Regions from separate parts of the Homo sapiens genome. Here region 2 is linked to region 1. A link is an interaction called in ENCODE POLR2A ChIA-PET data of the cell type or tissue named here. Cell type or tissue: Panc1. All regions are shown on one strand. Each heading gives the region's core, and the rest is flanking DNA. Links, peaks and the distances in the headings are about the cores only. Region 1 overlaps SPATS2L (spermatogenesis associated serine rich 2 like). Region 2 overlaps SPATS2L (spermatogenesis associated serine rich 2 like).

Evidence for each region. Peaks named below come from ENCODE experiments on the same cell type or tissue, not always from the same donor. Only the 100,000 strongest peaks of a DNase experiment are listed, where the experiment ranks them.
Region 2: POLR2A ChIA-PET joins it to region 1 with 14 read pairs; 5 of 35 experiments call an interaction of 5 or more read pairs at or near these places.

What each region holds. Positions count from the first base shown.
Region 1 is chr2:200,369,719-200,375,104 of GRCh38, forward strand. All of the region lies in intron 2 of SPATS2L (spermatogenesis associated serine rich 2 like), which reads left to right. It also overlaps the pseudogene RNY4P34. Among named protein-coding and RNA genes, the nearest start is that of SPATS2L, 66 kb to the left of the region's middle. RefSeq lists an enhancer at 4,410-4,459. In Panc1, for the core only: no CTCF peak of the experiment used is centred there; no DNase peak of the experiment used is centred there; H3K4me3 peaks cover 916 bases; H3K27ac peaks cover 4,898 bases.
Region 2 is chr2:200,422,272-200,427,657 of GRCh38, forward strand. The region is part of intron 6 of SPATS2L (spermatogenesis associated serine rich 2 like); the gene reads left to right. The region is part of intron 5 of LOC101927741 (a long non-coding RNA gene); the gene reads right to left. Among named protein-coding and RNA genes, the nearest start is that of KCTD18, 85 kb to the right of the region's middle. RefSeq lists an enhancer at 1,514-1,563. In Panc1, for the core only: CTCF peaks have their summits at 468 and 676; no DNase peak of the experiment used is centred there; H3K27ac peaks cover 3,182 bases.

The DNA.
Region 1 (5,386 bases), core at 176-5,175:
ACAGAATAATCCAGATATGGAAGACTGGAATCCTAGTGATGTCGAGTTTTGTGCATTTTTTAATAATGATGTAGTTATTTCTGTCAAGACTGCGATATTATTTTTATCTTTTTTATTATACAGATTTGTTTTAGTTTCGTAAAGAAAAAAAATAAGAAAGAGACAAGATCTCTGATGAGAGAAAAACAAAGTACTATTGCTCCCTTCTTATTCTTGCCTTTTAATCAAGGATACTGATTTCTCACCTGTAAGGGTAAAACAAAATGTGAGTAAGAAGGAACTGAGGTCCCCAGCAGTGTAGTGCTAGGCCCTTAGTGCCTCGTCATGGACTGGGGCCACCTGGCCGGGATTGCATCACATGCCTTGCTCACCTGTGACTGTTGCTGCAGTCAGTCATCTGTGAGAATGGCAAAGAATGGAGAAAGCCCCCAGAAGCTTGGTGATTGACAAAAAGAGAAAACATAAAAGCTCAGCAAAATTCTGGAATTTATTCTGAAAACAGAAAACACTCAGAAAAGCAAGTGATAATCATTAGGCTCCAAGAAGTCAAGCAGGACTAAGTGATTTTCCTGTTCAATAGAATAAATGGAATGCAAAGTGAAGAGAATGTAATAGATATGGTGTATATGAATTTCATCAACGCAGTTTTCACAATATCTCGGGGTTTCATTATGGATTTAATGGAGAAATAAGAACTGAATAACAGAATAGTTTCAATGGATTCACAACTAGGTTTGCATAACAAACCCAGAGAGTGCCAAAGAATGGGTCAGTGTAATTGCGGAGGGTAACCAGTATAGACTCTGTTCTATTCCAGATCTCTCTTTATCAGTGACATGAATGGTGATGATTTTGATGAAACAATAGAAATAACTGACATTTATTGAACTCTTATGTGTCAAAAACTGTTCTATTATTCTATATATATTAGTTTATTTAATCTTCACAATTCTGTGTAGTTGATATTGATAACCTTTTATCTCCACTTTATGAATGAGTAAACTGCAACACAGAGAGTTTAATTTCCTCAAGGTCACACAGTTCCTAAGTGGCAGAGCTGAGATTCAAGCCCAGACTGTGTACTTAATGGCATAAGTGACATAAATGATATCCTTCAATTTGTGAATGACCAAAGTGAAATGGACAGCTAAAGTGGAAAGTTACAGATTTGCTACCCGAAAGAACCTTAATAGGCTTGAGAAATCAGCCAGATTAGTACGACAAAATTAATTTGAGCCAAATGTAAACACATGCACTTAAGGTTCAAAAAGAAAAATCAACTGCCAAAGTAAAGATTGGGGAAATGGGACTCAGGTCATATGAGGAAATCTTGGGGGTTTTAATTGATTGTCGGCTCATTATGATCAGTGTATACCGTGATGTGATTATCAAGAAAATGCAATCTTAGGCTGCATTTAAAAATGAATAAAACCACTGAGTATATACATGTATATATGTATCTCAGGGTGGGAAGAATAAAGTTCTCAAGTTCTGACAAGACAAAATGTCTTATCCACAAATTAATTTAGGAATGTATTATATAAAGTTCTTTCCAACTCTGACATCCTTTGATTCTATGAACAAGTCTGTACTAGGATAGAGGAAAGCATACGTAAGATGAATCTGAGAATTTTGGAAGAGTGACCAGGTTTAAGGAGTGTCTGAAGGCAGAGCTAGCACATTCATGGAAGGCAGTTGCCTCCGTCTTAGCTAAGGGTTTAGTCACAAGTAGACTTGTACAGAAAAAGCTCTTTTAGGATGCATGGATCCCCATTGTAGAATATGTTTGAGCAAGGTCTGGATGGCTATTTAATGAGGATATTGACTGCGGGATTAACTTACAGCTCAGGAGTATGTATCTCAGGGTGAGAAGACTCCAGACTATGTCAAATGAGGAATAAGTGCACTCTCAAGAATAAAGTTCTCAAGATCTGCCAAGACAAAATGTCTTATCTACAAATTAATTTGGGAATGGATAAATTCCCTTATACATAGAGTCCCAGGACTCCAGAAGAGTAAACAGTTACTGGATGTTGAGTTCAGTGTTGAAGCTTCACCAACTTGCAGATTGTGGGTACATTAGGACCAGGAGATGCTTCTCATGAAGGTTGGGTTGAGTTACAAACCAACCCAAACATGCAAAATCTGTTAGAAGATATTTGTGTCATCGAACAGCTTCTTTAGATTTTGCTTTGAACGGTAAGTCATACCGTGTTTTCTAACAAAGCCGTAGATTTGAGGCATTTCTGGCCCTGCCTGCAGGAAGAAAGGCTCTTTCCATCACCATCTCAGACTCCCAGGCATAAAAACCCAAAGGAAATAATTGACTTCTGAGAGTGTGCCTTGTAGGTATCAGCTGGACTTGACTTGGCTTCAATTTTTGCTTCAAGCTTTCAGACAACACATGACTAAGACAGAATGAGACCACTCTAGTTGCCTCATGGGAAACTCGGGAAAAGACTGCAAAAACAACATTGTTTCTCCCTTTGGAATTCTGGAGTTATAAGGCAGAGGTCCCCCATCTTCCCGAACTGTAAGTGAATTCCCTCTCCATTATCCTCATTCAATGGCCAGCCAGCTTCTGCTTGAACAGATTCTGTGACAGGAGTCTCACTACCTCCCAGGACAGCTTCACCTGCCCTTTAATGACACCAAATGTAACAGGAATAAAGGGAAAGGAACATAAGGAGATAGTAAGTTAAGGAATGGATAAGAAAGAATGTGGCCCAGGAAAGGGTATTCCATGGTGGTTTGTCCTCACTGGGAAGTGGGGAGCAAAATTTAACGCACTGAGAAAATGTTGTTCCTCCCATTGATAATTTTCCTTCCCCCTTTGGCATTTTTGCCAAGCCAGCTTTACATCTACGATTCTAATTTTTGTGAATACTAAGATGTTGCAACTGGAATGAACCCTCTAAATAATTTTTAAGCTACATATTCCCTTAATTTGTATTGAACCAAAACAATGGCACCAGACTAGTGGAATGAGGACCAGCTTCGGAGTTAGTTTGAGAGGTTTCAGTCCCAGCCTTGCTGTTGACTAGCTCTGGGACCTGGGCCTTAACATATAAGCCTTAGTTCCCTCATCTCTAAAATGGAGATAATAATACCTACATGCAGATACATTGTGAGGTCTCAGTGAAATAGAATCATCCAGTGTGGTGCCTAAAGAGGGTTTTGTTTGGTTTGTTCACTGCTGTATCCCCAGCACCTAGGATGGTACCTGGCACAGAGCAGGTGCCCACTAAGTGCTAAAATGAATACTGAATGAATGAATGACTGTGGTCAGTAAATGATAGCTATTGCTAAAGGCATGGCAGAGCTGTCAGACACAAGAAGTGTTTGTAAAGCAAGAGGCTGATTATTCAGAGGCTTGAAGGATAATGCTTTGTCATAAGCTAAATTAATTTTTCCCCACCATACAGCATGGCTTTAGGATTCTTCAAAAACTAACTACGTTGGTCTGATGGTAGTGGGTTACCAGAACTTATTAACATTAGTGTCACTAAAGTTGGCATATAATCCCCCTGTGCTAAATTTGACTGCCTTAACAAAAAAAAAAAAAAAAAAAAAAGAACAAAACTGACTAATACTGTGACCATTAGAGTCTTTCCTCCATCCTTACCCTATGTTCTGTATGAAACATCTAGAGGGGTCGCATTCTGTCTAGTCAAGTATCATTCGAAAGCTTGGAACAAAAAATGAAACCAAGACTTAAAGACTGGCTGGTAGCCATTCAGAAATAGATACAAATGTAGATTAAGTTTTGAAGACATTTTTCTTTTCTAATACCTCCTCGCATTTTTAAGAGAAGCATTTAGTAAAACAAACAAGAGTGTCTTTTCAGTGTCTGGTTATCTCTTTTTCCAGACTGAGTTTGGTAAATTATGTAATATTTGGTGTTAGTCATCTCACAGGATGTAAAATCAGGTAAAAATAAAACCAAAAGGAATCTTAAATATAATTTATGAGTTACTTTCCTAGAGGTAAGTGTAACTCGCCTATATAATTTTATTTTTTTGGAGTCCTTTAATATTTGTTAGATTAAAGCATATATTTTTACAAAACTGAAAGTACTGAAAGTCAGCTTGCACCAATTTGAAGTTATTTTAAAAGATCCTGTTTTCAATTCAGTATTTCAAGAATAATAGAGAAAATGCATAAGGTCTAGATTCAGAACCATGTAACCAAAAATGACAGTGGGGTGGGAGGGAGAATTGGGCTGGGATAGGATGAGAAGGAACTTTCCCATTTACTAAAAGAAAAATGAAACAAGGATATTACCTCTAGCTGCATTACGAACAGAACAAATGTAAACCACACCATATAGACACCTTCTCAAATACTGCCTTCTGATGTCATCTCATTGCTTACTGCCTGCTAATCTTATCTCCCTGCAGGAGCCAATCTTAAATTTATACTGCATCATAATTAACTAAATACATTGCATCTAGCAGAGACAAATCGTGGCCTCCCAGTAAATATTTATTAACTGACTTTTGTGTGCTAAGCAGGTAGGTTTTATTTCTGGCTTTACACATTAGTCACTGTTTCTGCAAGCGAAGTTTCACTTTCGCTCTTCCTCATACCTGCAGTGCCATTCCGATCATTGCCAGTATTGCCTCAAAGTAGTGCAAAAGAGCACTCCCTCTCTGAAGCCCTCTTTGATTAAGCTCACCTAAACTAAAGCCATCTCATCCCTCCAGAAGCCACTTTATGTACATGGTTGTAGTCATTTCAGAATGATTTGTTGACCATTTTGTTACATTCTTATTTCTCTTGGTTTTGATCCCCCTGTGCATGGCAATATACACCCCCACCAAGAATAGGCATTGGGTCTCAGTTGTCACAGGGACACACACACACAGGCACCCTCTACATGTAGTGTCTGGCCCAGGAGGAGCACACTCAAAGGACATGTTCCACAGTTAGATAATGAAATTGTTAGCATTAGTAAGATAAAACAGACATTCCTAATTATTTGTCTCTACGAATCGGCCAAGAATGGGTATAAATGGAACCAAAGCTGTGAGAGATGGACCTATTTCACCAAACAAGTAATCAAAACCTAATATATTTACACCTCAAAATTGGTGTTAGGTAGATTGAATAACTATGAAAGTCTTCCAAAGGGAAATAATATATGGTATTATATTTAGCTGAGAGGCCTGTGCATTATTTGAGCCACTGTACTAAAAAAGTTTTGTTTCATTCAATCTTTAGAAAAATGATTTGGAAGAGATTAAACTATGTATTGCTAATGCTTGTACACCATTGGAAGCATCTGGTACTTTCTGAACTTCCCCCAGTGTGAGTTGAGCCATAGGGCAGGCTAGAGCTCCGTGCAAAGTAGAGAGGATGTGTGTCTGCACTCCATCCTTTTATG
Region 2 (5,386 bases), core at 86-5,085, 52 kb after region 1:
CACACTTGTCATCCCAGCGCTTTGGGAGGCTGAGGCGGGAGGATTGTTTGAGCCCAGCAGTCCAAGACCAGCCTGGGCAACATGGCAAAACCCCATCTCTACAAATAATACAAAAATTAGCTGGGCCTGGTGGTGCATGCCTGTACTCCCAGCTACCTGGGAGGCTGAGGTGGGAGAATCACCTGAGCCCAGGAGGTTGAGGCTTCAGTGAACTGTGATCGTGCCACTGCACTCCAGCCTGGACAGCAGAGTGAGTAAGACTCCTCAAAAAAAAAAAAAAAGGGGGAGGAAGAAGAAATGATGGTAATGGAAGGTTAGTAGATGTTCTTGCAAAAGGAAGCAAATTCTCCTTATTGGCCCTTAATTTCGTTAGCAGCCCATTTGTTATGATTATAAATTTTAAAATGAGTTTTTAGCTATAGTAATCTGCCCTTTTCCTTGGAAGATAGGTTCCAGGACCCCTAGTGGATGCCTGAAATCACGTACACTGTTTTTTTCCTGTACTATACTATACTATGCTAAAGTTTAATTTATAAATTAGGCACAATAAGAGATTAAAAATAACCAATAATAAATAGAACAATTATAGCAATATACTGGCCTCTTTCTTGCTCTCTCTCTCTCAAAATATCTTATTGCACTATAAACATCCTTACTGTGATGATGTGAGATGATAAAATGCCTGCATGATGAGATGCGATGACACTCACTCTGATCACCAAGACAGCCACTAAAGTGACGAGTGGGCAGGTATCGTATATGGCATGGATACTCTGGACGAAGGCATGACCACATCCTGGGTAGGACAGAGTGAGATGGCACAAGATTTCATCACATTACTCAGAACAGTATGAAACTGAAAACTTAATGAGTTGTTTATTTCTGGAATTTTCTGTTTGCTATGTTTGGACCGCAGTTGACCATGGGTTACTGAAACTGTGAATATGGGAGGACTATTGTAGTTAGATTTTCCTGCCTTCAAATTATGAAGGTTCATCAGAAAGTTGATGGCAAAACTATCTAATGGCTTTAAAATGCTTGCTCAATCTACTGGCAATCGCAAGAGCTCTAACAGGTATTCTGCAGATGAGTGTTAAGCTGTAGACACTCTGTACCCCATTTTGAGTAGAATGTTGGAACTAGAGAGGATGAGAGTGAAACTTTAATCCTGGCTCCCCACTTTATAACTGAAGAAACCAAGGCTCCTGGATTGAGAAGTTCAGAGGATAACCCTCTTGAACTCTCTGTAGTTTGCAAAAGGCTGACTCAAATCCATGTAATTTTATCAGGTAATGGAGAGTTACTGCTAAAACCATGGGTTACCTAACTCCTAAAAAAAAATGTGTAATTGAAAAATTAGAAAAAAGTCACAATAACAAAGCCACATAATGATATTCTGTGCTTGAGTGAGTTCACAGCATAAGCCTAAAAGAAATCGCCAGGCTACTATAGTGGAGCATTTATCAAGCCCTCCAATAATGAAACTAGCTCAACAAAGCCTGCCCTGAATGCCCCACTGGGCAGGAGGCTGTGAACATGTGGGATGCGTGTTTTATCTTTTTATAACACCTTGACATTCAGGATCTCTCTTTTTAAAAGTCTTAAACAGAATCATTTTTTGGTAGGGGAAAAGTTAGCTTTAAGATATATGCAGGTGGCTCAGGGGTGTTAGTGTGACTTCCTACATGAAAAATCACCACCAAAAGCATCATCATTTCAGGCTGTAAATATAGCACTGTCAAGTGGGACAATGCTGTGTGTCAGCAGATCGTTTAGAAGTTTAGGAGTATGTTTTAAGCCTGAGAGTAGTTTTTTTCTGTATCTCAGAATTTTTAATAACAGCTCAAATTGGATCTTTTACATAATCCAATCAAAATCATCCTGGGCTCAAATACAAAATCAGGCAAAGAGTAGATCAAGATTTATTTTTGCCGAGCGGGCACAGTGGCTCACACCTGTAATCCCAGCACTTTCAGAGGCTGAGGTGGGAAGATTACTTGAGGCCAGGAGTTTGAGACCAGCCTGGGCAACATAGCGAGCTCTTATCTCTTTAAAAAAAAAAGAAAAATTAGCTTGGTACGGTGGCTCATACCTGTAGTCCCAGCTGCTTGGGAGGTTGAGGTGGGAAAATCCTTTGAGCCCAGGAGTTTGAGGCTGCAGTGAGCTATGATTGTGCCACTGCACTCTAGCCTGGGGTACAGGGCAAATCCCTATCACAAAAACAAAAACAAACAAACAAAATTATTTTACTAAAAGTAGTGCCAAGGATAATACTTTTTTCTAAGACCCTATCTAAATGTCTAAAGCACATGTTGACCTTAGGGTCTAATTTTCCCAAATGTTCCTCCTGCCCTATGCTTCCTGAGGCTCATAAGCTAAAATGTATAGCATTTACTTGTCTCCACTTAGGCCAGAATAGGAATTCAGATTCCTCTCTTGTCTTTACCCCACTGGACACAATTCCCATTGAATAGGAATTCCAGGAGCAGGACTGTGGGCCATCAGCAGCTTCCCAGAGATAAACTGGGGCAGGGCTTTCCCTCTCTTGAGCTCCTGTTGCTGACCCAGCAGCCGGCCTTTATGTTGCCTCCTCGTGTAAAGCATCCTGGGAAACCAAGTCTTCGGTCCCTGTTCCTTGGAACAGAAGGCTCCATGCCATGCTTGCTGACCTTCACGAGCTGGACTGTACAGCCTGCCCTGTACCACAAAGCAGGAACAGCCCTGTCGTTTTTACCTTAGCAATGCAGATTCTGTGCTTGGGCGCAGCACCTGCGCAGAGCTGCTTTCTCATCCTCAAGTGAACTGAACCAAATGTGAGAGAAAGGCTCCTGTGCCTTTAGAATGTTAGTTCCCCCCGCCCCCCCCCCCCCCCGCCATTTGTGCTTCCTGTAACAAACAACAACAAAAACACCTCACCACCATTTCACAGTATCATTGTGGTAGGCGGTTCCCCACAGGTTGTTCAAGCAGATTTTTTTATGTTGCTGTTGGTCCTGGCCTCAAGATTACCTCCCCTGCTTCTCTAAGCCCTATATTGGACAGAGGATTAGCAAAGATCAACAAAAAGAAAGCAGCCAGCTTAGAACTTTAATAGTAAAAGTCAAATGTGTGTATCTAGGATTTCAGCGGTGCCAGCTCTCAAATGGAAGCAATACAATATCACAGCTAAGAACCCGGGCTTTAGCGTTAGACATGTTTGGTTTCAAATCTTGGCCTCATCACTTATGAGGTGTGTGACCCTGGACAGGTTAACCACTCTGCATCTCACTTTCCTCATCTGCAAAATAAAGAACATTCGTCCACTTTACAATATTGTGGTGAGCAGTAAATGAGATATATAAAGTGATTAGCTCAGCATCTGGAATCGGGTAAACCCTCTTATCATTCATTTATCCATTGAGTAAATATTTTTAATCATCCAACATGTGTCAGGAATTCTTCTACAGGAAGCGGACAAGACAACAAAGGTTTTGCTCTTGGGGAGTTTACGTTCTTTGGGGTCGCGGGGGATGGGGAGAAGAGGTAGATAATAAACCAGAATACAACTGAGTTACCAACATAATTCTAGAGTGTAATAAATGTTATAAAGGCAGCATGTAGAAGGGCAGCTGGAGAGTGCGTGTATGCAGCAATTCCATAGAAGGTCCCACTGTGACGTAAGTGTCTGGAGACATTGAAGCTAAGATCCCAGTGCTTCAATTCAGGCTCTCTCATGCCAACTTACAGTGGTCTGAACAGCCAGTGTTTTATCTAAACTTTTATTAAGTACCTTAGCTGAAGCCCTTATAGAATTATAACCATAGGTTTTTACTTTTTTTTTTTTTTTTTTTTTTTTTTGAGATGGAGTCTCACTGTGTTACCCAGGCTGGAGTGCAGTGGCGCGATCTCAGCTCACTGCAACCTCCATCTCCTGGGTTCAAGCGATTCTCCTGCCTCAGCCTCCCAAGTAGCTGGGACTACAGGCGCATGCCACCATACCCAGCTAATATTTTGTGCTTTGAGTAGAGATGGGGTTTCACTGTGTTAGCCAGGATGGTCTCAATCTCCTGACCTTGTGATCTGCCCACCTCGGCCTTTACTATTTTTTGTTATTAAAGATCTAATACTCTATTAACATATATATAACTGATGTTAAGTACTATCATATGAGCATGCATTTTTGAAGTTTATATTTTGGTCAGGCACAGTGGCTCATGCCTATAATCCCAGCACTTTGGGAGGCCAAGGCAGGAGGATCACTTGAGCCCAGGAATTCAAGACCAGGCTGGGCAACATTGTGAGAGTTGGCTCTAAAAAAACTTAAAAATTAGCAGGGTGTGGTGGCCCATGCCTATACTCCCAGCTACTTGTGGGGCTGAGGTGAGAGGATCACTTGAGCCCAGGAGGTCAAGGCTGCAGTAAGCCATGATCACACCACTGTACCCCAGCCTGCGCAATGAAGCAAGACCCCGCCTCAAAAAATAAAAATAAAGTTTATATTTTAAAGCACATAATTACTATTCTCATTCATCTTTAATTTAAATACTTGGTATTAATTCCCATTTACAGTTGTGTTTTTCTCAGTCTCAACCTCAGCTTCAAGTAACTTGGTATCTTAGATTGCATTTGCAGTGACTTAGAGCTCTGCTTCCTTTCTTTATGTATGATAAAGCAGAAAGAGACAGACACAGGATGTAGTGATAGGAGGGCACAGGAAACATAAAACCCCTCAGGTATTTTTCGGTCACCTGGGCTCTCTTCTCTTTCTCATTCAAGAGTGTTTTTGCTGCAACTGTACAGCAAAAACACAAAACTACTCATCTCTGAATAGCTGATACCTTTATAACTTCCCACCCACTCCTTGTTATGGTGATTTCAGTTACAAATGGACTTAATTAAATGGAATGTACCACTTACAAAGATCAAAAGGCTTTCAAAAATTTTTCTTAAGATTTTTGAACAAAGATTTAACTGTTTCTATTAAAATGCAATAAGATGGAAACTCTGTTTCCTCTGATGTGATTATTATGCATTGTATACCTATATCAAAATATCTCAAGCACCCCATAAATATATAAACCTACTATGTACCCACAAAAATTAAAAATTAAAAACTTTTTTTTAATGCAATAAGAATTAAACCTGTTTTGCAGAGAAATAAGACAGTGGAAAAAATCAAGTTATACATATACATATATATTACATACATATACATATATAACATGCATATACATATATAAAATATACATGTATTATTATATATAATAATATACATATATATTAAACCTATTAAGGTATTAATGACATATAAGATCTTGTAAAGACAGTGAATGTAAATAAAACTAAAGATGTTATTCCAGTCAGAAAGTTACCACCTTTATGCCCTCTGAGCTCATCAAGCTTCATA